Linked DNA regions of Homo sapiens: regions 1, 2, 4, 5, 6 and 7 are each linked to region 3. The links are chromatin loops, found by intact Hi-C in ENCODE. Cell type or tissue: mammary epithelial cell. All regions are shown on one strand. Region 1 holds the start of MSN (moesin). Region 2 overlaps MSN (moesin). Region 3 has its middle 61 kb from the start of LAS1L. Region 4 has its middle 79 kb from the start of MSN. Region 5 has its middle 29 kb from the start of MIR223HG. Region 6 has its middle 150 kb from the start of MIR223HG. Region 7 overlaps MSN (moesin).

Region 1 (4,000 bases), 72 kb before region 3:
ACCACACAAATGTCAACCTTGGCCACTTTGCTCAAATTACTCATTTCCTTTTATCTGAGGACCATAAAGGTCTGAGAACAGTGGGCAATTTGTTTGGAGCAAGAAAGGGAACTCAAATGTCAAGAACTCAATCATTGGGTCAGAATAAAGGGTCAATGAGATGAGCATCAGAAAGCCTGGACCCCAATCTTGGCTCAGTCACCATGTGCCCTTAGGTAGGTCTTTCCCTGTAGGTCTCAATAGCCTCATTAGATTTTTGTTTTAGTTTTAGTTTTTTTTTTTAAGAGAGTTGTACTAAATAGTCTCCAAGGTCCCTTTCAGGTTAAGATTCTATGATCTTAACAGACATAATATAGTTGCTTTTCCTAAAAGTTGACCATTCCTTGAGTCAAAGTATAGAAAATTCTCTAATACTTCCAGTCTATCAAAATTCAGCCCTCTCCTTCCAATTTGATTCAGGTTTCAGTCAATCTGCATAAAAATGCCTTCAGTATTTAGGTACCCTCATTACTCCAGGCCTGACTACAAACAGCTTATACTCCATTCTCTCTCCATTCCCAGGAAAACAATAAACACGCTGTCTTGTCTTCTTTGCCACTTTGACTCAGATGAGACGGTTAATGCAAGTTTGAAGCAACTTCCAGGCCCATGAAGCTGTGTTTCAAAGTGGGCTATCTCAGAACTGAGGATGAGATATGCCACTACAGAAGAAAGACCGTGGAGCAATGTCTATTCCCAGAGATCCACCCAACTGTTCAGGCAAAGCCGCACCTTAAGAGGAGTCAGGAGTCAACCACAGAGAGAGACCCAAAGAGCCGCTCCTGACAGGATCTTTATAATCTTGTTTTGGCAGACAATGGGATATTTTCCCCTCTCTCCAAAACCATTACTCTCTCTCTTTGGGGGCGGGGACTAGGGAACAAAGTGTGTAAAAGCCTCATGTCCTAAAACCACAAGCAATTTAAAGGAGATAGACAGTGAAAGCACATACTTTTTGAAAACTTGGTGTTTCTGAAGGACAAGGTTCTGGAAAGGCAAGAACGACTTGGCAGTGAGGCTGGTATACAGTAACGTGGCAACCAAAGCTCATCACAAACCCAAAAGGCTGGGCCCCCAACTCTCCTCCTCTCATCCCAGGGGACCTTCAGCCCTTTTCAAGGCTACTAGTCACTATCTCACCTCTACAAGGCTCAAGCAGTCCTGGGGAGACATGTTTGGGAGCACTGCATTGCCTAGGCCAGCTCAACAAGCTGTTTGGCCTAAGGGACTCAAGCCAGGGTGGTCACCAGGCCTTTCTGAGCAAGGGAAGGGCCTCAGCAGCCATTTGGCATGACTTGCACAAAAGCAAGCAGAGCTCATTAGTCAGGCACACCCCTCCTCCCCTCTCCCTCCTGGGCATCCGGCCCCCCTATCCCCACTCCCAGGAGGCTTCTGTTCCTCTCGTAACAGCCAGTGGGGTGGAGACGCATCCCCAAATCAACCACCACTCTAGAAAGGTGTGGCCCCACGAGAAAACCCACACCACACAAAATAGTCCGGAGGGGATAGGAGGAGATAGAGAGGCATTAAGCAATAGGAGGGGCAGGGATTTGGAGGTGGAGAGGAGGGAGAAACCGGTCCTCTCTCCCAGGAGATGGGGTAGGCCTCTCCTCAGACTGGTGCCTAAATAAGTGTTGGTGCTCTCGGGTGCAGCCTCGATGACGATTTCCTCACATCTCTCTCCTCACCTCCTAGTGGAAAACAGCTGGAGCCACCCGGTGAGGCTGTGGGAAAGATGAGTGGGGGTGCCGGATCCGCCCCGAGCGGCTCCCTCCTTTCTCCCTGCTTCTCTGTTCCCATGTCCCCTCTTGGACATTGGCAGCCTTGCCCCAGAAAGGTGCCAATTCCTGGGTTGGGGAAAGTGTTGTCTTCTGGACCAGAATCCTCTCCTCTGTGCCCATGGCCCATCAGGGAAAAGGGGAAACCCCAGGCCCCAACGAAGCCGTCCTGACTGTTGCATCTCAGACACAGGGAACTGGAACCTGAGAAAGAGGCAGGCCTCGCCCCGTCCAAACTTCCAGCCTGGACACCCCCTCAACCCCTGAGGGCGCACCAGACCAGGATCCCACTCCGGTCCCCTCCCTACCCTTGGCTATGGCGGAGGGCGCGGCGTCCCAGGCGGGCCGGTGGCTGGCCAAGCCCTCAGCCATCAGCAAAGGGCTATGAGGCTCAGCCAGAGCCATTGGGGTCGACAGCGCCCACCTCCGGCACTCACCGTTTTGGGCATGGTGGCGGCAAAGGCAGCGGAGTTGGCGAAGTTTAGCTAGGACTGTCGGGCAGTGCTGAGCACGCAGTACACACGGCTTGGATTCGGCTGGCCGGGGACTCAGATTGGGTCCCTCACTAGCGTCGGGGCGACTGTTAGGCTTCCTGCTAACGGGCCACGACTTCACAAACCCCACCCAGGAAAGAGCCGCCCCTGTCGCGCCGCCCGCTCCTTTATGTGGCCCGGCTTCCGCGCCGCTCCCCGCCCTCGCGCCCGCCTCCCCGCCGACCGCTGGCCTTGCCCCGCCCAGCCCCGCCTGGCCAGGCCCGGCGCAGCCAGGCCACAGCGGCCACGTGGGGGGCCCGGCTGGGCCCGGGCGGACCTAGGGTAGCTACCACTCCCCACCCAGACCCACCCGGCTCCTCTCCCACCCTGGTCACAGCCCCTAGCCTTCCACGTCCTGGCCTTCCAGCCCCACCCCCACTCAGGGCCCAGACCCTGGGCCCTGACAGATGCTTACTCAGCCCCTGACTGCAACTTTCCACTGATGGGGAGCTCACTACCTATCTTTTCCTTCTCTAGACAGCTCTGGCTCTTAGAAAGTTCTTGCCGTGTCTGAACTCCTTTTCTCTATGGCTTCCATCCATGGATCTCAGTTCTGCTCCCTGAGGCCACACAGATCCCCTGTTGTCCCTAACAGCTCCTCAAAGGCCTGAAGATCTCAGGTCCACAGGAAACTTCTCTTCTTTTGGCTAAACTGCCTCACCTCTTAAAACACTTCATCCATTCTCTTCCGTAGGACTCTCCCCATCATATTTCCTACCCATCCTTGCTCAGTCCTCATTTATCTTTCCTTCATCTAAATCCCAGTCTTCACCTTCCTCAAATCAGTGACCTGATCCTTTAGCCCCTCTCCCAGTACATTCACTTTCTGATGTCCTGATGGGGCTGGCTATAATTCCCTCAGGTTAGATGTGACCTCCCTAGTCCACACCCTTGGGGTTTGTCTGCCAGCTCCCTTTCTCCTTCTTGTCAAGGTCACAGAATCCCAGGATGGCAGTGTTCTAGACTGTTGAAGTCGTCTGGTCAAGTCTGAGTTTTAGGCTGAGTGCGGTGGCTCATGACTGTAATCTTAACACTTTGAGAGGCTGATGCAGGAGGATTGCTTGAGCCCAGGAATTCGAGACCAGCCTGGGGAGCATATCAAGACCCCCTCCCATATCTATACAAAAAAAATAAGTGAGAGCCGGGCATAGTGGCTCACTCCTGTAATCCCAGCACTTTGGGAGGCTGAGGCGGGCTGATCACCTGAGGTCAGGAGTTCAAGACCAGCCTGGCCAACATGGTGAAACCCCGTCTCTACTAAAATTACAAAAATTAGCCGGGCACGTGCCTGTAATCCGAGCTACTCGGGAGGCTGAGGAGGGAGAATCGCTTGAACCCGGGAGGCGGAGGTTACAGTGAGTCAAGACTGAGCCAGTGCACTCCAGCCAGGGCAACAGAGTGAAACTCTGTCTCAAAAATAATAATAATAATAGTAAGTGAGACCATGTGCAGTGGCTTACACCTGTAATCCTACCACTTTGGGAGGCCAAGACCTGCAGATCACTTGAGGTCAAGAGTTTGAGACCAGCCTGCTCAACATGGCGAAACCTCATCTCTATTAAAAATGCGAAAAAAAAAAACAAAAAAATTAGCCGGGTGTGATGGCACGTAGTTCCAGGCACTCGGGAGGATGAGGCAGGAGAATCGCTT
Region 2 (4,000 bases), 110 kb before region 3:
GACAGCACTGTCTCAACTAGCTTTTTTCCATAAGAGGGAAAACAAGGTTTGCTTTGAATCTTTAGCCTAGGGGCCATTCTGCTCCTCCTCCTCTTCCTTCACTGACTAACTCACTTCTCAGCAAGTCAGCCTCTTCCCTGTTGACTTGGAAGTGGTAACTGGTACAGTTATCTGCTAGGACCTCTTCCAGACTCTCAATACAGCCCATAAAACCTGACTGGGGTTAACCTTTCCTATGCCTGTGCCTTTTCCCAGTAGCTTCTAGAAAGGAGAACAACACCCAACCTCACTCACACCTTAATGGGTTAGCAGTATTTCTTCAACCACTCCAACTGCTCCAGAGGGCGTCAGAGACAAGGGTCCCCTTTCATTTGTTTTGACCCAGCCCTGTCATCCGAAGCTCCTCAAGAAGCATTTCAACTGGAAGACAAGGGCACACTGGAAACTGAGAGTTACTCCTCCAATTACCATATGTGTGAGGGTTAGCAATGGAAATATAACCACCTTGTCCCTGTGGGAGCAGAGTTCAGGTCAGAGGTGAAAATTGAAAGAAAAAAATCAGAAACAGTGATGTCACTTTAGCAAGTTAGTTTCTTCGTTAATCCAGCCGTAATTGCATGGCCTTTTGTTCAACCTCAGGCCCAGGTAAACCCCTCTTGTTTTTCTCTCCACACGTGAAAGTCAGGAAGAAAACCATCTGCTTAGTGTCTGAACCTAACTTCAGTTCTTACTTTCAAAATCACCTTAGCCAAACCATACCCCCAGGGCAAATACTCTCCAGCCCCAACTCATCTCTCCTTCTTAGGCACATGGGCTGACACACCAGCTCCTTAGCATGGCCATTCCTCTTTTTACATTTTCTCATTATTTCAACCCATGCATCCTAGAATCTCATATGGCTTCTCCCTTCTGAACTTCAACTTGTCCTCTAAGAAAATAAACAGTCCAGAATCCCAAACTGTCAGACCTGAAAAAGACGTCAGAGATCACTCGATTCGAACCTTGCAACATACAGCTGGGGAAACTGAGGTCCAAAGAAAGGTAGGCACTGGCCCAGAGCCACACAGCTGCTAGGCAGTGTGGGAGGAGGGGCTAAAAACCTGGCTTTTGAGGCTGGGCGCGGTGGCTCACACTTGTAATCCCAGCACTTTGGGAGGCCAAGGTGGGAGGATCACCTGAGGTCAGGAGTTCGAGACCAGCCTGACCAATATGGTGACATCCTGTTTCTCCTAAAAATACAAAAAATTAGCCAGGCATGGTGTTGTGTGCCTGTTGTCCCAGCTACTAGGGCGGCTGAGACAGGAAAATTGCTTGAACCCGGGAAGCGGAGATTGCAGTGAGCCAAGATTGCGCCACTGCACTCCAGCCTGGGTGACGGAGCAAGACTCCATCTCAAAAAAAAAAAAAAAACCTGGCTTTTGATCCACTAGCCTATTTAGTAAGCCATAGTGCCAGCCTGACATTTAGAAAACAGTAGATACTTCAAGCATACTATTATTGATCTAAAAAAAAAACTATGTGGAGGAGGCTGGATCAATTTGTTTCCGTGAAAAACTCCAAGCTGGCACTGCTTGGAAGTTTAGCTTTCAACAGAGGGCAGGCCTAACTTTCAGGATCTGAGACAATCACCACCACCCATTCTAGGGAGACTAAATATTTTATAACACCATGGAAGGAGAACTCAGAGAGCCCTGTTTCCAGAACTGTTTTCTTTGGAAAAACTTGAATAGCAACTGGTTGGGAAGGCCCCCAGTAATAGGCATAGCCAAGACTCAAGCTGGGGATTGAGGAGGGCACAGAGCAGAGAAAGAGGAAGGGAATTTGAGTAATGGGTTCATATCCAGGCAGCCAAGAACAACAGATTCCTTCAACTCCCATAAAACTTCAAAGCTGCTGAAATAAAAGAAGTGCAGACCCATCATTAATAAAGTAAGTCTCCAGATGGGCAAAGCCCCTATCCGGGGCCACACCTAGCTGGGCTTCACTCTTTAGCGTCACTTTCCTGCTTGACCCAGCTTCCTGCCAGCAAGTTTTACAGGAAGTATTTGTAGACTGGAAACTGACCATTTTTGGCTGCCTGAATATGCCAGCTCTGCCCAGGGTGCCAGAAGAGGGCTCTATTCCCTCTGCTTAGGAACAGACTCCAGCAACCTCCAGCATCATACTTCTGAAGCACACTGGAGCTGATCCAAACCCAAACTTGGGTTCCATCTATTGCTCATGGGAATGTTAAAACTGCTGAAGCCAGGATTAGTCAAATATGCAGTTGCAGGGGGACGCTTCTGGCCCTAATCAAAAAGCTCTGTTTCCAGCTGAGCGTGGTGGCTCATGCCTGTAATCCCAGCACTTTGGGAGGGTGAGGCAAGCAGACCGCTTGAGCCCAGTTAAAGACCAGCCTGGGCAAAATGGCGAAATTCTGTCTCTACAAAAAGTACAAAAATTAGCTGGGCATGGTGGCGCACGCCTGTAGTCCCAGCTACTAATACTTACTTAGGAGGCTGAGGCATGAGAATCGCTTGCTTCAACACAGGAGGCAGAGGTTGCAGTGAGCCAAAATCTTGCCACTGCACTCTATCCTGTGCAACAGAGAGAGATCCTGTCAAAAAAAAACAAAAAACAAAAAACCTCTGTTTTCAACCCCAGGGGTAGGCTAAGGTTGGCTTCCTACCTACCTTGCTGGTAAGCTAAGAACCAAATCTAGTATCTGGGAAACCCACAGAAAACCCAGGAGCCCTTGTCCTGGAAATAATGGTCTCAGCATTTTGAGCTTTGGAGCCTTTTTGACCTTCCTCTTTCTAAAATTCAGTTTCCTAATCTATAAAACGGGTCTAATAATATCGACCTCAGTACAGGGTTATTGGGAGATTTAAGTTAACATAACAGACATGTTTGACACTGGAGGAAGAAAATAATTGAACAGTAATAAAAATAAAAATAATAATAATAATAGACATGAAAGTACTTGACACATCATAAGTAGAATGTGATGATTACTAATCCCTCCCCTTTTAGCCATATTATGACGAATATCCTACCTGTCAGGAATAATTTAAAACAAAAACCTGTTTCACTACAGAGGGCTAGGGGCTGCCCAAGAAGACCTCTAAAGAGCCCTTCTAGCATAAAGGACTCTCACTTTCAGGGAAAACTAAAAGGTGATTACATTTCTAGTTGGCAAGACAATGTGAAACCATGCACAACAGTTAAATACACATGTATTCCAGCATTATTTTAAATATTTTATCTCTTGAGAGAGATGGGGATTTCCTCCCCAAGAAGCAGAATCCTATGGAAAGGCAGAGCACAACACAGCACCTATGCTGCCTTATTATTTTCAAAGGCTGCCTGATCTTCCTTCCTTATTCTGGACTCTGCCTTGCCATTTTCTCCAGTTATGTCCCATTAACACACACAAGTCTGCAACCCTCAACACAACCCACTGGGACCTCCAAACTCCCTCAGATGGTATCCAGAAGATCACAAACTGTTTTTGTTTTGTTTTGTTTTGTTTTGTTTTAGACAGAGTCTCACTCTGTCACCCAGGCTGGAGTGCAATGGCGTGATCTTGGCTCACTGCAACCCCCGTCTCCCGGGTTCAAGCAATTCCCCTGCTTCAGCCTCCCAAGTAGCTGCAATTACAGGCACCCACCACTATGTCTGGCTAATTTTTGTATTTTTAGTAGAGAAGGGGTTTCACCCTGTTGTCCAGGCTGGTCTTGAACTCCTGGCCTTAAGTGATTCGACCGCCTTTGCCTCCCAAAGTGCTGCGATTACAGGCGTGAGCCACCACGCCTGGCCTGGGATGGTGTTAATATGACTAGAGGGATGTCTGATAGAAGGGAAACACAGCAAGTAAAGAGCAACTGAAAGGCCGGGTGCGGTGGCTCACGCCTGTAATCCCAACACTTTGGGAGGCCAAGGCGGGCAGATCACTTGAGGCCAGGAGTTCAAGACCAGCCTGGCCAACATGGTGAAACCCCGTCTCTACTAAAAATACAAA
Region 3 (4,000 bases):
AGAAAGCCCAAGTTCCCTGCTCCTTGGGAAGGGTACCTCACAAAGTTAAGGAGGAAGACAGCAGGATGAAAGGTCTCATAACAGGCCCAGCGGGCTCCTACCCTCCAGCCTTTTACCCAAAGAAACAACACTGCCCACAGATTACAAAGTGTCTTCATCTCCTAAATGATCTGAGCCAGAAGTTCTTAGAAACTATATTCCTACTGTCTTCTGACCCCATCCCACAAAATCATTTTGCAGATGTGAAAACTGAAGCCCATGCATAGGAAAGGACTAGCTCACTATTACACAGTGAAGTAACAGAACTGGAACTAGAATGTTAGTGTTCTGACTCCTAATCAATCTCTGAAAAGGTTATAAAATTGATTCAATGTCTCCAGCCAAAAAGCACTATTGGACTGGGCATGGTGGCTCACACCTGTAATCCCAACACTTTGGGAGGCCGAGGTAGGAAGATCGCTTGAGCCTAGGAGTTTAAGACCAGTCTAGGCCACATAGCAAAACCCCATCTCTACAAAAAAAATTAAAAATTAGCTGGGCATGGTGTTGCATGCCTGTGGTCCCAGCTACTAGGGAGGGCGAGGTGGGAGAATCACCAGAGCTCAGGAGGTTGAGGCTGCAGTGAACTGTGATCACACCACTGGACTCCAGCTTGGACTATAGGGCCAGACCCTGTCTCAAAAATAATAAAACAAGGCTGGGCCAGGTGGCTCACATCTGTAATCCCAGTGCTTTGGGAGGCCGAGGTGGGAGGATCACTGGAGTCCTGGAGTTTGAGACCAGGCTGGGCAACATAGTGGGATGCTGTCTCAAAAAAAAAAAAAGAAAGAAAGAAAAGAAAAGCCAAGCATGGTGGTCCTAGCTACTCAGAAGAGGCTAAAGTGAGAGGATCACTTGAGCCCAGGAGGTTGAGGCTTCAGTGAGCTGTGACCAAGTTCTGCACTGTAGCCTGGGGAACAGAATGAGACTCTGTCTCAAATAAATGTATAAGAAATAAATAAAATAAAATAAAGCACTGTTGGAGTTATTTTTCTAGTAGAAGAAGAGAAAGCTGAGGATTGAAATGGGCAGAGTGGTGACTTAATCAATATCCAGATTGTGAACACTTAAAGGCAGGGTTTCTGTCACCTTTGTCTCCAATGAAAGCCCAGTACAGTATCTGGCCCCAGCTCAGTGATTAATAAATGAGGGAGGAGCTGTCATCAGGCATTTGAGGGACACTGCTGTCTCCTCTGGGACTCTGGGTATTTATGCAGACACTCCAGAAAGCTGGAAATCAGAGGACTGGGGATTTAGTCTCAGTCAGTCCAACACCAGTTCAGGTCCCCCCTCATTCCCCCCACCCCTCCATAAATGAGTTTCTTCTTTATAAAAGAAGAGGTAATGGTATCTGCCTCATCTGGCTCCCTGGAGCTTGAGGAAGCTGAAATAAAAAAAAAAAAAGAAAAAGAAAAATAGGAAAGAGCTTTGACAAAACAAGACACTACTCTGCAAATGTGATGGCTGGATGCTGTGGTGATGTCCCAGCTAGCAATTATGTTCTCAGCGGCAACTGTGGGCAATGAGTGAGTCATCTTCTCACTCTCAAAGCCAGAGGCCTTGAAAGGGGAGAAATGAGGTGAGTCTTTTCTTAAGAGTTTTTTGGAGGGGACCAGAGCAGACTCCCTCCCTCCCAAACACACACACGTACACACTATGCCCCAGATTCCAGCCTCCTGGGGATTCATTCATAGTCAGCTTAAGCAAGGACTGCATCCCTACCTCTGTTATTTAATTCCAAGACACTGGGGTCCCTAAGTTATTGAGGTTTCTTGGAGACTAGAAGTCAGAGTCCCCAGTTTCCATTCAGTCCCAGTTCTACAGCCAGCCTTGGGCTCCGGTTCTGATTTTCACTAATTTACTCTGTGGCTTCAGGTAAATTAGATTCCCTCTCTGAACTCTTTTCATCTATAAAGAAAAAAAAAAACCAACAGGATGAACTAGATGCCTAACATTATGTTTCTGAATCTGGACTGGGATTCAGAAGACCTGGGTTTGAGTCCTAGCTCTATCACAACGACTGTACAACCTTAGTCAACTTCTTTCCGGGGCCTCAGTTTTCACAACTATAAAATGAGGCATTTGGGTTAGATGCTTGGCCGTGTGTTTCAAAAGTTCTGAACTGGCATTCAGGAAACGTGGATTCTAGCCCTAACTGCCACAGAGTGAATCACTGTCTGAGTTTAGACTGGTCTCATCTCTTCTCTGGGCCTGTTTCTCTATCTTTATCATGAGGATATTCAAATATAAGTTATCTAAACACACCCTCTGATTCTGACAGCCTGTGGTTCTAGAATTTTACAAGCACTGAAAAGGAAGTGAACAAAGGGAGAGGCCACACCCAGAGTGATTTCTCATAAACTGGCAAGTGGTTGCCCTCTATGGGTCTGACTTGGAAGTGCAGGCCCAACTAGACCACTTGCTGTAGCAACCGCTAAAGAACTGAGGCCAGAGGGGGGCGCAAGAGATCACTGAGTGCTTCACTAGATAGGGCCAGAATCAGGCTGAGGTAGGCCTACAGACCTCCCAGTCCCTCACAATGAGAGACATCCAGATAAGAAGTGTGTGCTGGGAGACTGGACCTTCTCTCCTAGTGACTAGAAACAAGAGGCTTTCCAGGGCTGTGCAGAGAGCATGGCCAGTACGGTCTCTGCCATGGGCGAAGTGAGTAAATGTCAGGGGTGTGGATGAATGGGGGTGGAGGGTGACTGTGCTATGAGAGTGGGTATGGGAACAAGTTAGTTCCATGGCTGAGAAGTTTTCACATGAGGGGCAAAGATATGGCAAGAACTGCTCAAATTAAAGTGCTTTTCAGCATCCCCATCTACTCCCTTCCCTCCTCAGAGAAGATAAAATGTATGCCTGGGCAGAAAAAAGGAGTGACCTTAGTGTGAGAGTGAGAACCTAATCATGAGAAAGACTAGGGAGTGCTTGGTATTCAGGGAAGGCCCTACTGTCTACAGGATTTGTGGTCTCAGTCTTGAGGTATCACTAAATTTGAGGGGCTTCTTGGACTCAGTATTGCAGGGCATTACATGCTGGAGGTGTAGGGTGGGTTCAGATATAGGGTTATGTTACAGAAACAGGTGCATACTAAGGCTTTCATGCTGTCATTCTATAATGTTTAATTATATAAGTAGCTCTAGGCAGGCCATGAAACACTGGGCTCCCCTCCCTCATCTCTCTTTCTTGGTTAAAAAGTCTGATCATCCAACTCAGATGCAAGGGAAACAACAAAGGCAGCCAGTGTTTCTTGTTGTGTGACAGGGATGGTTGCAGCCCTACTTCTCTCCTGATTCACTGTAGAAACCAGGTCAAGTTTTCAGCCTCTCTCTGGATCTCAGTTTCCCCACCTGAAACAGGAGTGAGCTGGACTTGATGAGGTTCCAGGTTTCTCCCAGCCCTGACATTCTATCTGGTTATTTTTATAATGTTCTGTGGTATTCTATGCTTCTCTGCCCCTACCCAAGTAGGGGCCACCAATTCCCAAAGGTCCTTTCAACCCTAATATCCAAGCCTACTCATTCAAGCTTCCAAGGCTTTCCATTACATCCTAGTCCCACCCCCACCACTTCATCCCACCACCATCCCCTCATGCCACTACCACCATTGCTGCTGCCTAGAACAGGGTACAGTCTTCTCTACTTTTATTTGGAAATTCTAACAACCCACCTCTGATGCTAATGAGTTGACAAAGATTGATACAGTATTGCTCTGAGGTGACAGAACTCCCAGTTCTGCCACTACTTGCCTTTGTGCCCTTAGGGAAATTCCCCCGCTTCTCTAAACTTCATTTTTTCCCAACTCTAAATTAAGGGCGGTGGACTAGAATGGTCTCTGAAAGCTGCAAATTGCTCCAACACCTTTCACTTCTAGGCAATGAGAAGGTCGAGATTGTCTTTGATGTTTTGCCATAATTCTGATCCTCTCTCAGTGTTCCTTAAACGGAAACCTCTCTGCC
Region 4 (4,000 bases), 150 kb before region 3:
CCACTCAGTGTCATTTCATTCATGAGCTGAAGCCAGGGGAGGACCAGACAATATGGTACATTAGTGAGGAGGGGAGGATGGACAGGAGGTTTCCGAGGGAAAGCAAGACTGAAGCTGGTCCTAAAAGATTAGATGTTGGGACTTTGGGGACTCGGGGAAAGAATGGGAAGGGGGTGAGGGATAAAGGACCACAAATTGGGTTCAGTATATACTGTGTTCGGGAGATGGGTACACCAAAATCTCACAAATCACCACTAAAGAACTTACTCATGTAACCAAACACCACCTGTTCCCCAAAAACCTATGGAAATAAGAAGTTAAAAACAATTACAAAATAAATTTAAAAAAGATTATATGTTGGAATTCAGAAAGAAAGAGGAAGATCATCCCAACTAGAGAAAGCAGCACATTCCTAGGGAGGAGCCATTAACTCATTCAACAAACATTGAGTACTTACTGTGTCCAGGTAAGTTGTTGGAGAATACAGCTGTGAACAAAAAAAGTCCCTGCCTTTGTGAAGGTTATATTCTAGATGGACAGATGGGTAATAAACAATAAGAAATAGATAAATTAGATCATTTCAGTTAGTGAGAAATGTTATGAAAAAATAAAGCAGGATAATGAAATAGAGAATGAATTCAAATCATGGTTTGCCTTTTTATTAGCTGTGTAACTTTAGGAATGCTGTTTAACTTTTTTGTGTCTTAGTGTCCTTCCTCATCTATAATATGGTGCAATAACAGCATTTATCTTGTAAGAGCATAGTAAGGGTGATTTAATTTATGCAAAAGGGCTTAGAACGGTATCTGGCACATTGTAAGCCATATAAGTTAGCTATTATAGGTGTGTATGTGAGTTGGGAAGTGGGGACTAATTCAGATAGGGTGATAAAGGGGTACTTCTGTGAGCTGGGACCTGAATGATGAGGAGCCGGTCATGGGAAATTCTCTGGCAAGAACATTCCAGACAATGGGGCAGTTAAAGGCCTGATACTTGGATGAGCTTGGGATATTAATGGAAAAGAAATAAGGACAATGTGGCTGAAGCATAGTAAGCCAGGGAAGGGTGCTAAGAGGTGAAATGAAAAAAGAGGTGAGAAAGGGCCAGATTACATAGAGCCTGGAAGGTAACAGTACAGATTTGAATTTCATTCTGAGTGTGATTAAAGAAAAAAACCCATGGGAGGTTTAAAGTAAGGGAGTGATGTAACCTAATTTACACTTGTAAAAGGTCTCTCTGGCTACTGTGTGAAGAATGGACTGTAGGAGAGCAAAAGTGGAGGCAGAGAGACCTGTTGGGAAGTCATTTCAATTGTCCTGACCAGAGGTAATAATGGCTCAGATTAGGTGATGAATTGGAGGAAGTAAAAAGTAGTTGTGTTTGGAGTCATATTTGAAAGAAGACTGGATAGGCCGGGCTCAGTGGCTCACACCTGTAATCCCAGCACTTTGGGAGGACAAGGTGGGCGCATCCCTTGATGTCAGGAGTTCAAAACCAGGCTAGTCAACATGGCGAAACCCTGTCTTTACTAAAAATACAAAAATTAGCCAGAAGTGGTGGTGCGTGCCTGTAGTCCCAGCTACTTGGGAGGCTGAGGTGGAAGAATCGCTTGAGGACAGGAGGCATAGGTTGCAGTGAGCCGACATCATGCCACTGCACTCCAGCCTGGGCAACAGAGTGAGAGTCCATATGGAAAAAATAAAATAAAATAAAATAAAGAAAGAAAGTAGACTGGACAGGCCTTACTACCGATGAACTGGTTCTAGGAGTGAGAAAAGAGGAATGATGGTGCCTGATTTGGGGGCCTGAGCAACTGGGCAAATGGTGGCATCATTTACTGAGGTGAGGAAGATTGAGGGAGGAAAGGATTTGGGAAGAAAATCAAGCGTTCTGCTTTGACTAAGTAAACTTTAAGAATCGTATTAGATATGCAGGTAGAGGTTTCAAGGGAGCAGTTAGTTGTCCAAATTGAACTTGGAGAGAGTTATGGACTAGAGAGATAAACATGGGAGTCATTAATACATAGGCCATAATTAGTCACTGAACTGGGTGAAATCACTTGTGCCTTGCAGAGAATGTGAGACCAACTCAGGTAGGAATGGAGAAACTGAACAAAGAAAAGAAGAGTAGAAGTTTCTGACAAGTTACTGGCAGCAGAGGATAGAAAGTTGACTGGAGATCTAGTGAGGAGGCCACTCACTAGAGGCAACGGTCCCAGCAGCAGAAGAGAAGCAGATATGGCATTAAAAAGCTATTTGCAGAATGAAAGGCAGGAGATTGGGCACTGGGACCGCGCTAGGGAAAGAAAATTGTCAAGGAGAAATATCCAAGTTCTTATTCTGGAAAAAGGCGTGGATAGTGGCGCCACCAAGTGAGAGAGAGGCATAAGAAGATGAGCCAAGTGGAATAAGAATAAAAATAATATATTTGTTATTCTGAATTTGAAGCTCTAGGAAACATTTAAATCTTGCCTCTGTCACTCCAAGCTATGTGACTTTGGGCAAGTTACTTATCCTTTCTGTACCTTAGTTTCCTTATCTGTAATAACTGCCCTTGTCTCAGAGATACTGTGAAGATATGTGGTAATACCTGTAAAGCACACTGAACAGTAAGTATTTAATAAATGCTAATTACAATTATTATTGCAATGGAACGTCATTATGAGAAAGTCTGGGATTTTGAGGGATGCCAGGTCTAGTATGCCTGGAATGCAAAGTGCTGTGGGGAGATAGATGATGATGGATAGTGGAAGATAAGACAAGTCAAATAGTGAAGAGCCACTAGGCTAAGGAATTTTGGCTTCTTCTTCAAGGAGGATCCAGAGTGAGGGTTGTTTTTGTTTTGTTTTGTTTTGTTTTGTTTTGTTTTGTTTTGAGACAGAGTCTTGCTCTGTCACTCACGCTGGAGTGCAGAGGAGCCATCTCCACTCACTGCAATCTTCACTTCCTGTGCTCAAGTGATTCTCGTGCCTCAGCGTTTCGAAGAGTAGCTGGGATTACAGGCATGCGCCACCACACCTTTTGCCATTACTTTTAATGGCAAAAACAGCAGTAACTTTTGCACCAACGTAATAGATTTTTATGGAGACTTCATTATGTAGGCATGGTTGATTAAACTATTAGCCATTGGCAATCAACTTGACCTTAAGCCCCTCTCCCCTCCCTGGAGGTTAGAGGAAAGTCCCAACCTTCTATTCATGCTTTGTCTTTCTGGTGACCAGTCCCACACTGAAGTTATTAGTCAATCATTAGCATACAAAAAGACAGCACTTTGGAGCTCCCAAGGATTTTAGGAGTGGTATGCCAGGAAATAAGAGGAAGACCAAATATATATATTTCACAATATCGCAGTAGTCCATTCATTTTTATTGTTGAGTAATACCCCATTTATGAATATACAATTGTTTTGTTCATTCTCCTGTTGATGAAAGTCTGGCTAGCTTCCAGATTGGTGCTATTGCAAATAGTATTGCTATGTCTTTTGGTGGACATAAGCACTCATTGCTCTTGGATATATACCCAGCATCTCTACCCATTATTTTTTAAATTAATTTTTTTGAGGTCTTTGTAGATTCACATACAGTTGTAAGAAATTATACAGAGAGATCCCATGTACAATTTACTCATGTTCTCCCAGTGGTATCATCTTGTAAATTAGCCTTCAATATCACAACCAAGATTTTAACATTGATATAGTCAAGACACTAGGTATCACAAGGACCCCTCCTGTTGCTCTCTCATAGCCATATCCATTTCTCACATGCTCTCCATCCCCTGCCTTGTTCTTTAACTGCAGGCAACCACTAATTTGTTCCCTTCTCCATTTCTATAATATTGTCATTTCAAGAATAAGGAATTTCAAGAAATAGGGAAATGGAGAATAATGCTAGAGTGGCTTAAAACAGAACAAATTCTGGAGGTCAGATTGTCAGAGATGCTTGAGCCAGAGCTACTTCATCTAGAATAGGGGCTGGGTAAAAAAAAAGGCTGAGACATACTGG
Region 5 (4,000 bases), 390 kb before region 3:
AATCCCAGCACTTTGGGAGGCTGAGGCGGGAAGATCACTTGAGGTCAAGAGTTTGAGTCCAGCCTGGCTAATATGGCGAAACCTTGTCTCTACTGAAAATACAAAAATTAGCCAGGCATGGTGGTGCATGCCTGTAGTCCCAGCTACTTGGGAGCCAGAGGCAGGAGAATTGCTTAAACCCAGGAGGCAGAGGTTGCAATGAGCCCAGATCGCACCACTGCACTTCAACCTAGGTGAGGGAATGAGACTCTGTCTGGAAAAAAAAAAAAAAAAAAAAAAAAAAAAAGAGGACCTTTATTGAAAATTTGGCTCAGAATGGAAACATGTCACACTGACCAGAACAATGGCTCAGTGTGACTCCTCTAGCTCTCAGGACCCTGAGTCTGGAGAAATTGTGCAGGAAATGGAAATTAACCATGAAGTATGCTAATGAAAGTGTTGTTAATGAGCCTTCACTAAGCTTGTGGCTTTAGTGCTTCTTTAAGTACACTTCCTAACAGGAACTGGTAGCAAAAGCACTGAACTTGGAATCCTACTCTGCCTCCTTCCCCTAGTTGGGGGCAAGTTCATCTCTGAACCTTTGTTTCTTCTTCTGAAAAATGAGGACCTGATTTCACCTCCTTACTTCTCTCCTAGGGTTGCCGAAGAACCCAACGCTCGTGAGAAGTCTTTGTTCAAGGGAAGCCTTATACATGTGAGGAAGTAAAGTTAGGAGGCTGATAATTATTAATACATGCACCCAAATAAGATGTGGGGAAAGAAGGAGCACTATTTGGAAGTATTATGAGAATACCTGTGTGATTTGAGGCCAATGTATTGTGACCTGCATGTTTTTCATGGAACAGCAACCATCCCTGAAAATATTCTGGAGGTCAGTGGATAAATATACTTTGATAAACAAACATTTGCTTCCTACCCAATCTCTAGGCCTGTAAGTAAAGAGGAAGGCAGAGCAAACAGGACATAGTCTGCATGTTGATTTGTTTGAGGCTGGTCCAGATGTCTGGAATCTATCCCATTATTTTTCAGTTAATTTCTCCACCTTTCTCCCCCTCCTCATTTTTATCATCCGAAGGCCTAGAAGGCAGGAGACCAGGGTTTCATTCCCATTTGGTCTTGGACTCATATTATACCCCTGGACAGGCTTAAAAATAGTTTATTTTGTTATTTTTTGGCCTGCTTGACAAATAAACTAAACAACTTAGTATGTGGGGGTATGGTAATAGCCTAGAAAATGTATTTACTTATAAGCTTCAGAAATTGTGTAAAAAGAGAGAATGAGGCTAAAGTCCAGAATACTCTGCCTGGCACACAAAGGCTGCCACAATCTGGCTCCAGGCCCCACTCCCCCAACTCCTTCATCCCCTTACTCTTTATCTGAAAATGTCTTATTATTTCCCCATACCTATACCTTAGTGCTGACTGGTTCCTTGTCCTGAAATAATCTTCCCTTCTCCCTCTTCTATAACAGGTAAATTACCCTATATCCTTGATGATCCAGCACATCCAACATGACTCTATCAACAATATAATCACATTGGGTTATAATTATTTTTGTCTCTCTGTCATAAGAGACTGGGAGTTCCCTCAAAGACAGTATCTATTTATTTCTATGTCTTAACACTATTCCTACCACAGAATTGTCAACTGGCATTTATGGAAGGGAGGGTGAATGAAAAGGGAGAGATGGAATGAGGGAGAACAGAAAGGAAGAAGGGAGGAAAGTGAATTGGATAAAAACCAGAATTCCAAGTTCAGATATATGGTTTGAATTCTAATCCAGTCACTTTGTAGTTAAGATGCTTTGTAGCTGAATGTGTAGAGCAAATTAACTTCACATTTCTAAGCCTCAGTTTCCTTATCTGTAACACTGGGCTAATTCTCTCTAGGCCTGTCTGCTTCACTCACTCCACTGCATGGAATAAGGGAGGGAGAAATAAGAGAAGGTAGAGATGAAAGAGAAAACAAAGAGACAGAAAAGAAAACTGCAATCTCTGAGAAAGGGAAAAGTTTAAGGTTGGGGTAAGTGTACCTCCGGTTGTAGGAAACAAAAACCACTAGAGGGCAATGTTAACGCAGGGAAATTTTCCCTAGTAACAAAGGGAACAACCCACAACTGGATGGGCCAGGTCACACAGGAGCCAGTCCTGATGGAGCTCAGTCAGAACTGTGAATCCCCTGTTAGGTTTGGTATGTCGCACCCCAGATGACTGACATATATAAGAGCCACAGCTGCCTAGTATTCACAAATGGTAAGAGTGAGTCATTATTTGTTAGAATAAGGCTGCTTGAGATTGTTAGCGTCTATCACTAAGTTACAATGTGTTTGAGTTCTCATAAACATGCTGGAATGCCACACTTCTTCCTCCTCACAGCAGGGTCTAGAGTCTGTCTTCTTGCCTGTCAGGCTGTCTTGCATCACTACACAAACTCTAAGACCCTCCCGGGCACCATGTTTTTACTCCTTTCCATCAAGCACACATTGGATTACAGTGTTTACCTGCTCAGAAGCCACCTGGTGCTCTTCATTGCCTCCTAAAGAAAATTCAAAACTTTCAGCCTGGTTCTAAAGGTTTATTATAATCTGGTACCAACAAACTTTACCAGTGTCCCTCTTTGCCCTTTCATCAACCTCCGTGGAGCAGCCAGGCTGGACTGTTCCCTAGTCTCTGAACATATCCTCTGCATAGTTCTATTGACTTGACTTGGCTCCGTCCATTGGAATCTTCCATGAGATGAAACCTTAATTATCTTTAATGACATTGTCACACAACATTATTCCCATAGAAGCTTTCCTAATTCTACTAGTCACAAATTATCAGATGCTTGAGACTCGTCTGTGCTTTATCTATGCCTTTCACTTATGGCATTGATCACATTCTACCTTATGTTAGATTTGTTTAATTTATTTACTTATTTATTCTTTTGCTTAACATATATTGGTTGTATATTTTATATCAGTTCCCATGTGAAGGACTCATAAAAGATTAAGGCTTAATTCTGGCTCTCCAGGATCTAAGTGTCAAACTAGAGAATGACAGATATATAACACCACATTAGTTTTGCGCATGTTACGTGATAACAAAGGCACATCAAAGGATTGAGGAAGCTAGATTGGAGCCATACTGGAATGCCAAAAAAAAAAGAGATAGATAAGAAGACAGAGAGTGTATCTTCAGATAACTGCTCTATCAAATACTTAGCATGTCAATAAGTATTGACTCTATCCAGTAGAAAATGCGGCATTATAAGGGAGTTTTTAATTGGAGAGTGGGCCAAGGATTTGTGAATTGGGCCAAGGATTCCAGAGGAGATAAGAGGGGCAATTACAATACATGTCTATTTTCCCTACTAAATGTGAAGTTGCTTGGGAGCAAGAATTTTGTCTTACCAAATTATGCCCCCATGTCATCTGGAACAGGGCCTTTGTTATTGAAAGTTTATGCATTTGCGGAGTTTCCAGATTGGAAGAGACTTTAAGGATTATCTAGTCTTTGTTCTACAAATGAGAAAGGGAAACTATGAGAAATGAAGTGGGTTTTTTTCAGTCAACCAGTTTCTTTTTCTTCTTTTTAAAAAAATTATTATATTTTAAATTTCAGGAAACATGTGCAGAACGTGCAGGTTTGTTACATAGGTAAACGTGTGCCATGGTGGTTTGCTGTACCTATCAACTCATCACCTAAGTATTAAGCTCAGCATGCATTAGCTATTTATCCTGATGCCGTCTCTCCCCACCCTCCTGACAGGACCCCGTGTGTGTTGTTTCCCTCCCTGTGTCCATGTGTTTTCACTGTTCAGCTCCCACATATGAGTGAGAACATTCTGTGTTTGGTTTTCTGTTCCTGTGTTAGTTTGCTGAGGATGATGGCTTCCAGGTTGATCCATGTTACTGCAAAGGACATTATCTCATGTTTTGTTTTGTTTTGTTTTGTTTTGTTTTGTTTGGGCTGCATAGTATTCCATGGTATATATGTACCTCATTTTCTTTATCCAGGCT
Region 6 (4,000 bases), 270 kb before region 3:
TCTCTAGGCATAAATTTCCCTATGTACCATTAGGAGGTGAAGGGTGGCTTAGAACAGTGATTTTTTTTAAACATGTTTTGCTATTCCTAAGATGTGTTTCTGAGAATATGAAGGCCAGAGTGGGATGATCAATATATTATCGATATATTATCTGTTTAATATATTGTGCATATAATTTTGCTAAAAGAAATAATTTTTTCTTCAAAAATAGGAGGAATAGCTGAAATTTAAGACTCCTTCTAAGTCTGCAGTTCTGTATTCCTAAGCCAGTATGTGTGAGGAGGAGATGTGTGATGAAGAGGGTATAAACTGGATAAAGGGCAAATACTTTTGGGGAGGAAAGAAAGGGGAAAAGCAAGTGAAGAAAAATCAAGTGAATATACTTGCTTCCCGCCCCCTCCCTGAACACTCAGAGTTTTCAGGCCCTTAAGAACCATTCTATGGGCTCAGAAAGCATGACTTTAGCCTTCAGAAATACCCACAACAACATTCTTTTCTGGAAAGCCCCACCCCTGTAGCACCCTCTCTCACCATGACTACTGCTGCTGCTTGGCTGAAGACATAGATCACTGTAAGGCAAGCTACCACTAAACTTGTCTTTCACTGGCTTTATGACTTGGACTGGGTGTCTCTCATCTTAGGCATCATCTTGCCTAAGGTGTACCTCAGAAGTTAACCACAGCCCTAAACAGGCCCTGGATTGACCTTCAGTACAGGAAACAAAAAGCAAAGCAAGAAAACAGACATGAGCAGTACTATTCTGAGGTTTTCCTTAACTTGAAAATATGATTTAAAGAATACATACAGAAAAAGAACATGAACCATACAAGTAGCATTTGATAAATAACTATGAAGCAAAACACTTGCATAACCACGACCAGGTCAAGAAATAAAACAATACCAACACCTCAACATTACCTCATGTGCTCCTCCCTATTTCCCTCTCCATCTTTCCCCACTAGAGGTAACTACTATCCTAGTTTTTACAGTAATCATTTCTTTGCTATTCTTTATAATTTTACACCATAAATAGGCAATGTGTTTCCTTATTCTTCTCTCCCTTTGGCCTATAGTAGTTAAAAGCCCAAGCCTTGAAAAAGATGGTCTGAAAGTCTGTTTTTGCTATCTATTAGCTGTGTGGCCTTGGGAAAGTTACTTTTCTTTGTATGTTAGATTTCATACCTAACAGGCTAATAATTGTATATTGTACAATTACAATTGTACAATTCTAATGAGGCTCTGACGAACGGATTGAAATAAATTAGAAAATTACTTGGTACATAGCTTGTGCTCGTTAATACTTAGCTATTACTGTTATTCCAACAAAGTGGAAAGGAAAGTATGTTCTTCTCAGAGGAGGGTGCTAGGACATGGAAGGCATCAAAGGGGTGGCAGGAGAGCTACCAGGTTCCTGCCTAAAGGCCTCATTCTCCCACAGAAAATTAAGCTGACCATAAAACACTTTCAAAGTGGCAGTAGTGCCATAAGAAGTTATCATACTAAGAGTGACAGTAGCACCAGCAACTGCAGTGATACCAGGAGTGTCAGTGGCCCAAGCAGCTCTAAGATCATAAATACTAGTGGAAACTCCATTGCTAGTGAAATCATAGTAGCCATTGAGAACACAAGCAGCAGCAACATCAACAATGCCAGCATAGAAGCAAGCACCAATGCAGACATGAGCGTCAGTGAAGGGGTGGGCACCTGCAGAATTGAGACTGGCAGCAAAACTGCAAGTGCAGCCAATACTATGATCTTCAATGAAGACATCAGTGTCAATCATAGCTGAGTGTCAATGAAGGCTTGAACACCTTCAGGAGCTTGAGCCTGAGCACATTTGGGAGTCTGAGTTCCAGTGGGTGTCTGAGTTCCAGTGGGAGTGAGAGTGGCAAACAGCAGTCCACTATTTTGGTCCTCAACCAGTCATACTGTATCTCCAGGTGAGTACCATGCTTGTCCCTACCTCCTGCACCCTGACTTCCCTGCTTACAGGTCTGTCCAAAGGAGCCCAAGAAATGAAAGCCCAGGTGAGTAGAAAAACATCATAGGAAAGGCAGCTTGGGAGGGTTTGAAGAAGCAGGGGATTAAGCATTTTCACAGATAATATGCAGTGAAATTTACCAAAATCCTCAGAGAAGTTAGGGCAGAAAGAATCCTCCTTCTTTGCTTGCCCCTAAGCACCCTGGCAGCTTCCCACATGAGGAAGATACTGGAGATTTTTGCTTTGTTTTGACTCATACTAGGACCATCTAACCTAGGTAGAAGGAAAGGCCAACTTGGGAAGAAAGATAATTGTTTTTAGGACCCCTTTCCATCAGCACCAGCTGCCAGCCATTGTTCATGAATAGGAATGTGGAAACCATGCCTCTCCCCACTCCATATTTCAGGACTCTTTCAATGCCCATGAGTAGAGCTCTAGCTCTTTCTCCTTTTTATTCTCCATCTATTACAGTACCCTTACCTACCTAATTTCAGATCCATGCCTACATGGGTTCTTTTTCTGATAATCTCAACTTACTGAGCCCTGGGCTGGGCACCAGTGGTTCCAACCCTTTCCATGCTTTGGGAACCTTAAAATCAGGGATGCAAGCTGAGTGCAGTTGCTCACACCTGTAATCCCCACTGCTCAGGATGCTGAGGCAGGAGGATCATTCAACCCCAGGAGTTTCAGGTTGCAGTGAGCTATGATCACATCACTGCACTCCAGCCCGAGTGACAAAACAAGACCCTTTCTCTAAAGAAAAAAGAAAGTTACAAGTGCTAGAGACAGATTGCCGGGGTTTGCATCCTGGTTCCATCACTAAACACAATGTGAGACTTGGGGCAAGTTATGGGGGTGATAATAGTATCTAGCTTATGAGGTTTAATGAATTTTTAAAAATCAGGGCCCCAAGAGTCTAAAGAAGAGAAAGCCCAGCAAGAAAAAGACCCCGTGTTGGGAGAGGAAGAATAAACTATTTGTATGTAGGAGTACCAGGGAGGGCTTTAACATGACAATTGAACTGGGTGGCAAATGATTAGGCATTTACTAGGTGGGAGCAGATAGGCATACCAGGCTGATGAACTACTATGAGCAATGGCCAAGAGGCATGAACCAAGCACATCATGTTCAAAGAAAAGTGAGGAGCTGGAATACAAGATACAAGGGGGCAAAGGGCAGGAGATAAATCAGGAAAAGCAGAATAGGGCCCAGCAAAGGAGCTTGGGCTTTATCCTGTAAACAAAGAGGAGCTATTGAGGGATTTTGAACTGGAGAGAGGCATGATCAGAATTGAGGTTTAGAAAGAGGATGGAAATGCATCTGAAACAATCAACAACGTGGTCTCTAGGTGAGGTTGTCTGCAGTGTTTATCTCACCAGTTCATGACATATGGATTTTTCATTTCCCATCTCACCTCTCCCAGGGACCAACTCTGGGAGGCCAGTTAGCCAGACAATGCGGCTCTGATGGGAACTCTCCATGGGCCCAGTCCACCTTCGTCACGGATGATGAGACTGAACTGAACAATGGTACACAGATCCAGTGAAGACGCCTTATTCTCAACAATGATAAGAGTATCATTGTTGAGAATAATGATACTCTTGTCATTGTTGAGAATCGTACCATTATTGCCAAGCCTAAGTAGGATACTTCTGGTCCCCAGGATGGTGGAATTGGGCAGGGATGGGGGAGGATGGAATGGTTCCTTCTATAGGAGGCCTTTGCAGTAAGGCAAAGCTGCTTATGGGAGCCCTTCGATAGTCCAGTAGGTCAAATTTTCCATCTCTTTTGTGTCTAGAATACAGATACCACTCCATTTTAGCCAGGGAAGTTACAGAGGGAAACCTAACACCTAAGACAGAAGAAGAGGCACAATTCCAGGCACTCATCAGGATGGGAGAGGGAAGTTAACAAGCAGAAAGCCACCTTTTAGCCCAAGACCCCAAGGCCCATCCCAGGGTCCATGGGAAGTAGGGAGCAGACTCCTTTCTGCCGACTCAGACTGACCTGCCATGGGCA
Region 7 (4,000 bases), 83 kb before region 3:
TTCTCTTTTCACATTCATGGGAATGTATCTATACTAGCAAATGCTGGGAGTAATCTAAATGCTCCCCCAAAGGAGAATGGTTTTAAATTATGGCATAGCCTTTGAATAGAATTTTACATGGCCATTAGAATGTTCATTTCTTAAAATTAAATAGCATTTATCTAAGTTTTTAGTGATGTGTTAAGTAGGGGGAAAGAAGGAGAACTTTTTTATGTACACTATGATTGCACCACCAAAAACTAAGGTACATATATGAGATACGACAAGAAATACAAATAATTATTGCCATGTTAAAATGATGAATTTATACACAATTTCTCTCTCTATTTGCTAAACTTTGTCATATGCCATGCTGAGTTTTAAAAAAAGGGGAAATATAAAAAAAGAACCACTCTTCTTCCATTTGACTCTACATTCCTTCTTCCTCCACCTGCTTGCCTACCTTCCCAAACCAACAGCCATTTTGATCCACCACCTACAACTGGCATCGCTAACAACCCATGTGAGGTACCTAGGAAGAATGAGAAGCTTCCAGCAAGGCAGCTGCTTCCAGCAGCAAGCTCCTGCATAGCCCACAGGCCATTCCAGCTCAATGCTGGAGAAGAATCTTCCCCCTAACAGCACTGCCCAGCACTACCCAACTAAGGCTTCTCTGGTTAAACTGCCCAAGGATGCCCAAGGAACTTGTTTCTAAAGGAAGGAAAACAGATGCCAAGACTTCTTGTGCTTTCTCCAGGGGGCTCAGAGCAGGTAAGGTTTATGTTCATGGCCAACTCTTAGGTGGCTGAGATCCAATGTGGGATCCTTGTTTCACAAGCAAGCACTGGATAAAGTGTCAGTGAGAAGGACGAAAAGGAGGAAGAAGTAGAGGATGGGTAAAAACAGATCCAGTGAAGGGTACACCTTTCCCATAAACTTGCTTATTCCCTATCAGCCTTGTAGGCCCTCACAGAAAATTCAGAAGTCCCTCTCCTTTGATCTCCAGGACTAATACCAAAGGAAACCATATTTACAAAATACAGGATCAGTTGAAAGCCCAACACTAGGTGTGTGGCAATCTTCCTGACTAGAAATTCTCCCTTTTGCTCCACCCAAGCCCATATCACCTAGCTCTCCCCGTCCAAGGGCAACATAGTCAACAATGATTCAGATAGAGGAAGGGGAAAGGGAGCTTAGCAATTTAAGACTCAGTCAAAAGCAATTTCATAGCCCTACAAAAAGGGATGTTGTGGGGGAGGGAGTAAAGGAAGTGAAATCTCATATGTCCTCAGTTTTAGCTTGTTTCTTTGTCTTCCCTTTCCCTGATGGAACAATGACCAATCCAAGGGTCTTCTATTCTTCCTGAGTCACAGATGACCAAAAATAGCCAGCAACTGTAGTCTGCAGGCTGGACTCCAAGACCCCACCCAAGGCATGTAGTCAACAGTTGTCTCTCCAAGCCAGAATCTCCACAGTGAGCTCTCTGGTAGGTAGATTCAGTATATCCCAGAGCAGAGCTCACTGAAATAGAGGGGGCTGCTTACATGTTGATAGCCAGAGGAGAAAATGACACACTCAATGCCATTCTAAATGGGAAAAGGAAGCTTCTCCGAAAAGTCACCACTCTGCTCTGCTACACGCTTTCCAAGACCCCTTTCCTAGCCTCTTAAAGACTGGGCACAAATAATCAGAATGTCAGAAAAAGCCAATGTCTCTATTTTGTAGATAAGAAAATTAAGCCTCATAAAAGTGACTTGCCCAAGGTCACACAGGCAGAGATTAAAAACCAAATATCTCACTCTTCTTTCCATTGTACCATTTTTTACTAAAAGGTATTTTTAAAGACACCCAGACAAGTGCCCCAAGCTGTAAGTGTCAAAAGCTCAGCTCTTCTAACCTAAAGTTAGACAGCTCAGGACTGGGAAGGGGAGGTAGAGGGAACTTAGACTCAGCCCACCCAGGAAAGCCAAGTGAGAAGGCTAGGCATACAACAGGCATACTTAAAGAACTAGACTTACCAACTGGAAGGCTTTACCTGCTCCAAAGAAATAGTTTCAAATGCTGAAAGCCCTAGCCCCATCCCACCCCCACACTCTGAACCTCTTTAGGCCAATCGAGACCACTCCTAGGCTGTCAGAGATCTAGGTAAGAAGCTGTAGAGGAGTGACCAGGCAGTGCCAAGAGGATAAAGGGAGATAAGAAAGCAGGGTGGAGAAATCACAGTCATTCCAGAGCTCTCCCATCTTCCTCTCTCCTTCCCCACTCCTCCCCCATATTAGGACTCTAAACAAGAAGAAAAGAAGTTTGCAGGTGGTATTGTATAAACTTGAAGAAGGCATTCCCTGTACTAAAGGAGAACAGAGGACTAGTTGAGGTGGGGTGGCAAGGAGAGGGAGTAACTTGAGGGGGGAGAAAATAGCCAAATAAGGCAGACTTGACTGGTAGGAATCATCAGGAAAGGTTCCAGAAGTTGACGTTGCAGGGAGGAAGCCTTTAGTCATCGGTTTCCTCTGGCAACTGGCCTAAGACCAGAAGGAAAAAAACTCCCAACCTTAGGAAAATGCCCAGGCTATGGCAGACAGAAAGGCAACTAGGCTAGATTTTCACCAGGCCCACATCAGGCCCTGCTGGAGCAACTCTTCAAGCACTCAAAGTAGAAAGATGTAGTGTAACCCTAAAGCAAATGGCAGATGTCCCCACCAAGCATATGCTAGATCTACAATGGCCCAGGCACCAAGGGGAATAAGGAACCTGGGAGGGGGGTTTGTTCTTTTCCATTTACATATTTCTTTTTTTTTTTCTTTTTTTTTAGACAGAGTCTTGCTTTGTCACCCAGGCTGGAGTGCAATGGCGTGATCTCAGCTCACTGTAACCTCCACCTCCCAGGTTCAAGTGATTCTCCTGCCTCAGCCTCCCAAGTAGCTGGGATTACAGGCTCCCGCCAACACGCCCGGCTATTTTTTCTATTTTTAGTAGAGACAAGGTTTCACCATATTGGCCAGGCTGGTCTCAAATTCCTGACCTCAAATGATCCACCTGCCTCAGCCTCTCAAAGTGCTGGGATTACAGGCATGAGCCACCACACGCAAACTCCATGTGCCTCTTTCTAATATTGCTGATATTTTCATGTTGGAGAAAAAGAAAATTAAAAGGCAAAGAAGTTATGTGACTTTTCTTCTTTGTAAAGGAATTAGTCAGTCTCCCACAAGTATCTACAAGGATGTTTGGAGAGGAGTTTAGCTCACTTAAAACCCTTGAAAATAGCAAAGATTTGTACGACTTAACTAATGATGCCCAGATTGACTGTTACCTTGACCCTCACCCTCCAACTCTATACCATAGATTAGTCAACCTCAGTTAAAAATTACAACAGATAAAAGAGGCTCTTGGTGAGCTTCATCAAACATCCAGGCTGAGAATCTGAAAAAATAAATGGATCAGCCAGGCGCAGTGCCTCACGCTTGTAATCCCAGCACTTTGGGAGGCTGAAGCAGGCAGATCACCCGAGGTCAGGAGTTCAAGACCAGCCTGGCCAACATGGTGAAACCTCATCTCTACTAAAAAAAATATAAAAATTAGCCGGGCGTGGCGGCGCACACCTGTAGTCCCAGCTACTTGGGTGGCTGAGGCAGGAGAATCTCTTGAACCCAGGAGATGGAGGTTGCAGTGAGCCAAAGTCATGCCACTGCACTCCAGCCTGGGCAACAGAGCAAGACTCCGTCTCAAAAAAAAAAGAAAAGAAAAAAAAGGAAATGGATCATGGGTTGGAGGGAAGGCAGATTAGATCACGAAAGTAAGATCAGGAACCTTATCTAAACACACAACTTGAGAAAAATAAGACTTGATCCTTCTCAGGTATTTAATGGAGGCCAAGGCTAAAGAGAGGGAAAGAAATACTGATCAAGCCTGACAGGTATGCCTTGTTCCCCCTCCTAGGCCTTGGCCCCAGTCACTTCCCAAATATATACCCAGGAAAAAAATTTTCAGGATTATATCTTGTTTTGTACAACCAAATTGTCAT

Evidence for each region. Peaks named below come from ENCODE experiments on the same cell type or tissue, not always from the same donor. Only the 100,000 strongest peaks of a DNase experiment are listed, where the experiment ranks them.
Region 1: a loop joins it to region 3, with 9 times the contacts of the local background. A loop is called at or near these places in 50 of 110 quality-filtered maps.
Region 2: a loop joins it to region 3, with 13 times the contacts of the local background. A loop is called at or near these places in 66 of 110 quality-filtered maps.
Region 4: a loop joins it to region 3, with 11 times the contacts of the local background. A loop is called at or near these places in 14 of 110 quality-filtered maps.
Region 5: it touches region 3 in a loop (15-fold over the local background); 99 of 110 quality-filtered maps call a loop at or near these places.
Region 6: it touches region 3 in a loop (4-fold over the local background); 4 of 110 quality-filtered maps call a loop at or near these places.
Region 7: it touches region 3 in a loop (9-fold over the local background); 50 of 110 quality-filtered maps call a loop at or near these places.

The regions. Positions count from the first base shown.
Region 1 is chrX:65,666,108-65,670,107 of GRCh38, reverse strand. MSN (moesin) reads right to left here and starts at 2,454. Exons shown (of 13, transcript NM_002444.3): 1 at 2,255-2,454. The coding sequence starts at 2,266. RefSeq lists a silencer at 2,433-2,762. In mammary epithelial cell, no CTCF peak of the experiment used is centred here; DNase peaks (open chromatin) are centred at 1,517 and 2,487; H3K4me3 peaks cover 2,110 bases; H3K27ac peaks cover 2,473 bases.
Region 2 is chrX:65,702,182-65,706,181 of GRCh38, reverse strand. The region is part of intron 1 of MSN (moesin); the gene reads right to left. Among named protein-coding and RNA genes, the nearest start is that of MSN, 37 kb to the right of the region's middle. RefSeq lists a silencer at 1,855-2,027. In mammary epithelial cell, a CTCF peak has its summit at 2,087 (motif pointing right); no DNase peak of the experiment used is centred here; H3K27ac peaks cover 1,730 bases.
Region 3 is chrX:65,594,044-65,598,043 of GRCh38, reverse strand. It overlaps a transcript of MSN not described here. Among named protein-coding and RNA genes, the nearest start is that of LAS1L, 61 kb to the right of the region's middle. In mammary epithelial cell, a CTCF peak has its summit at 2,458 (motif pointing right); DNase peaks (open chromatin) are centred at 1,563 and 2,393; H3K27ac peaks cover 867 bases.
Region 4 is chrX:65,744,550-65,748,549 of GRCh38, reverse strand. No RefSeq gene overlaps it. Among named protein-coding and RNA genes, the nearest start is that of MSN, 79 kb to the right of the region's middle. In mammary epithelial cell, a CTCF peak has its summit at 2,364; a DNase peak (open chromatin) is centred at 3,429; H3K27ac peaks cover 358 bases.
Region 5 is chrX:65,984,502-65,988,501 of GRCh38, reverse strand. No RefSeq gene overlaps it. Among named protein-coding and RNA genes, the nearest start is that of MIR223HG, 29 kb to the left of the region's middle. In mammary epithelial cell, a CTCF peak has its summit at 2,059 (motif pointing right); a DNase peak (open chromatin) is centred at 2,141.
Region 6 is chrX:65,862,945-65,866,944 of GRCh38, reverse strand. No RefSeq gene overlaps it. Among named protein-coding and RNA genes, the nearest start is that of MIR223HG, 150 kb to the left of the region's middle. In mammary epithelial cell, no CTCF peak of the experiment used is centred here; no DNase peak of the experiment used is centred here.
Region 7 is chrX:65,676,546-65,680,545 of GRCh38, reverse strand. All of the region lies in intron 1 of MSN (moesin), which reads right to left. Among named protein-coding and RNA genes, the nearest start is that of MSN, 11 kb to the right of the region's middle. In mammary epithelial cell, no CTCF peak of the experiment used is centred here; DNase peaks (open chromatin) are centred at 1,145 and 2,465; H3K27ac peaks cover 2,417 bases.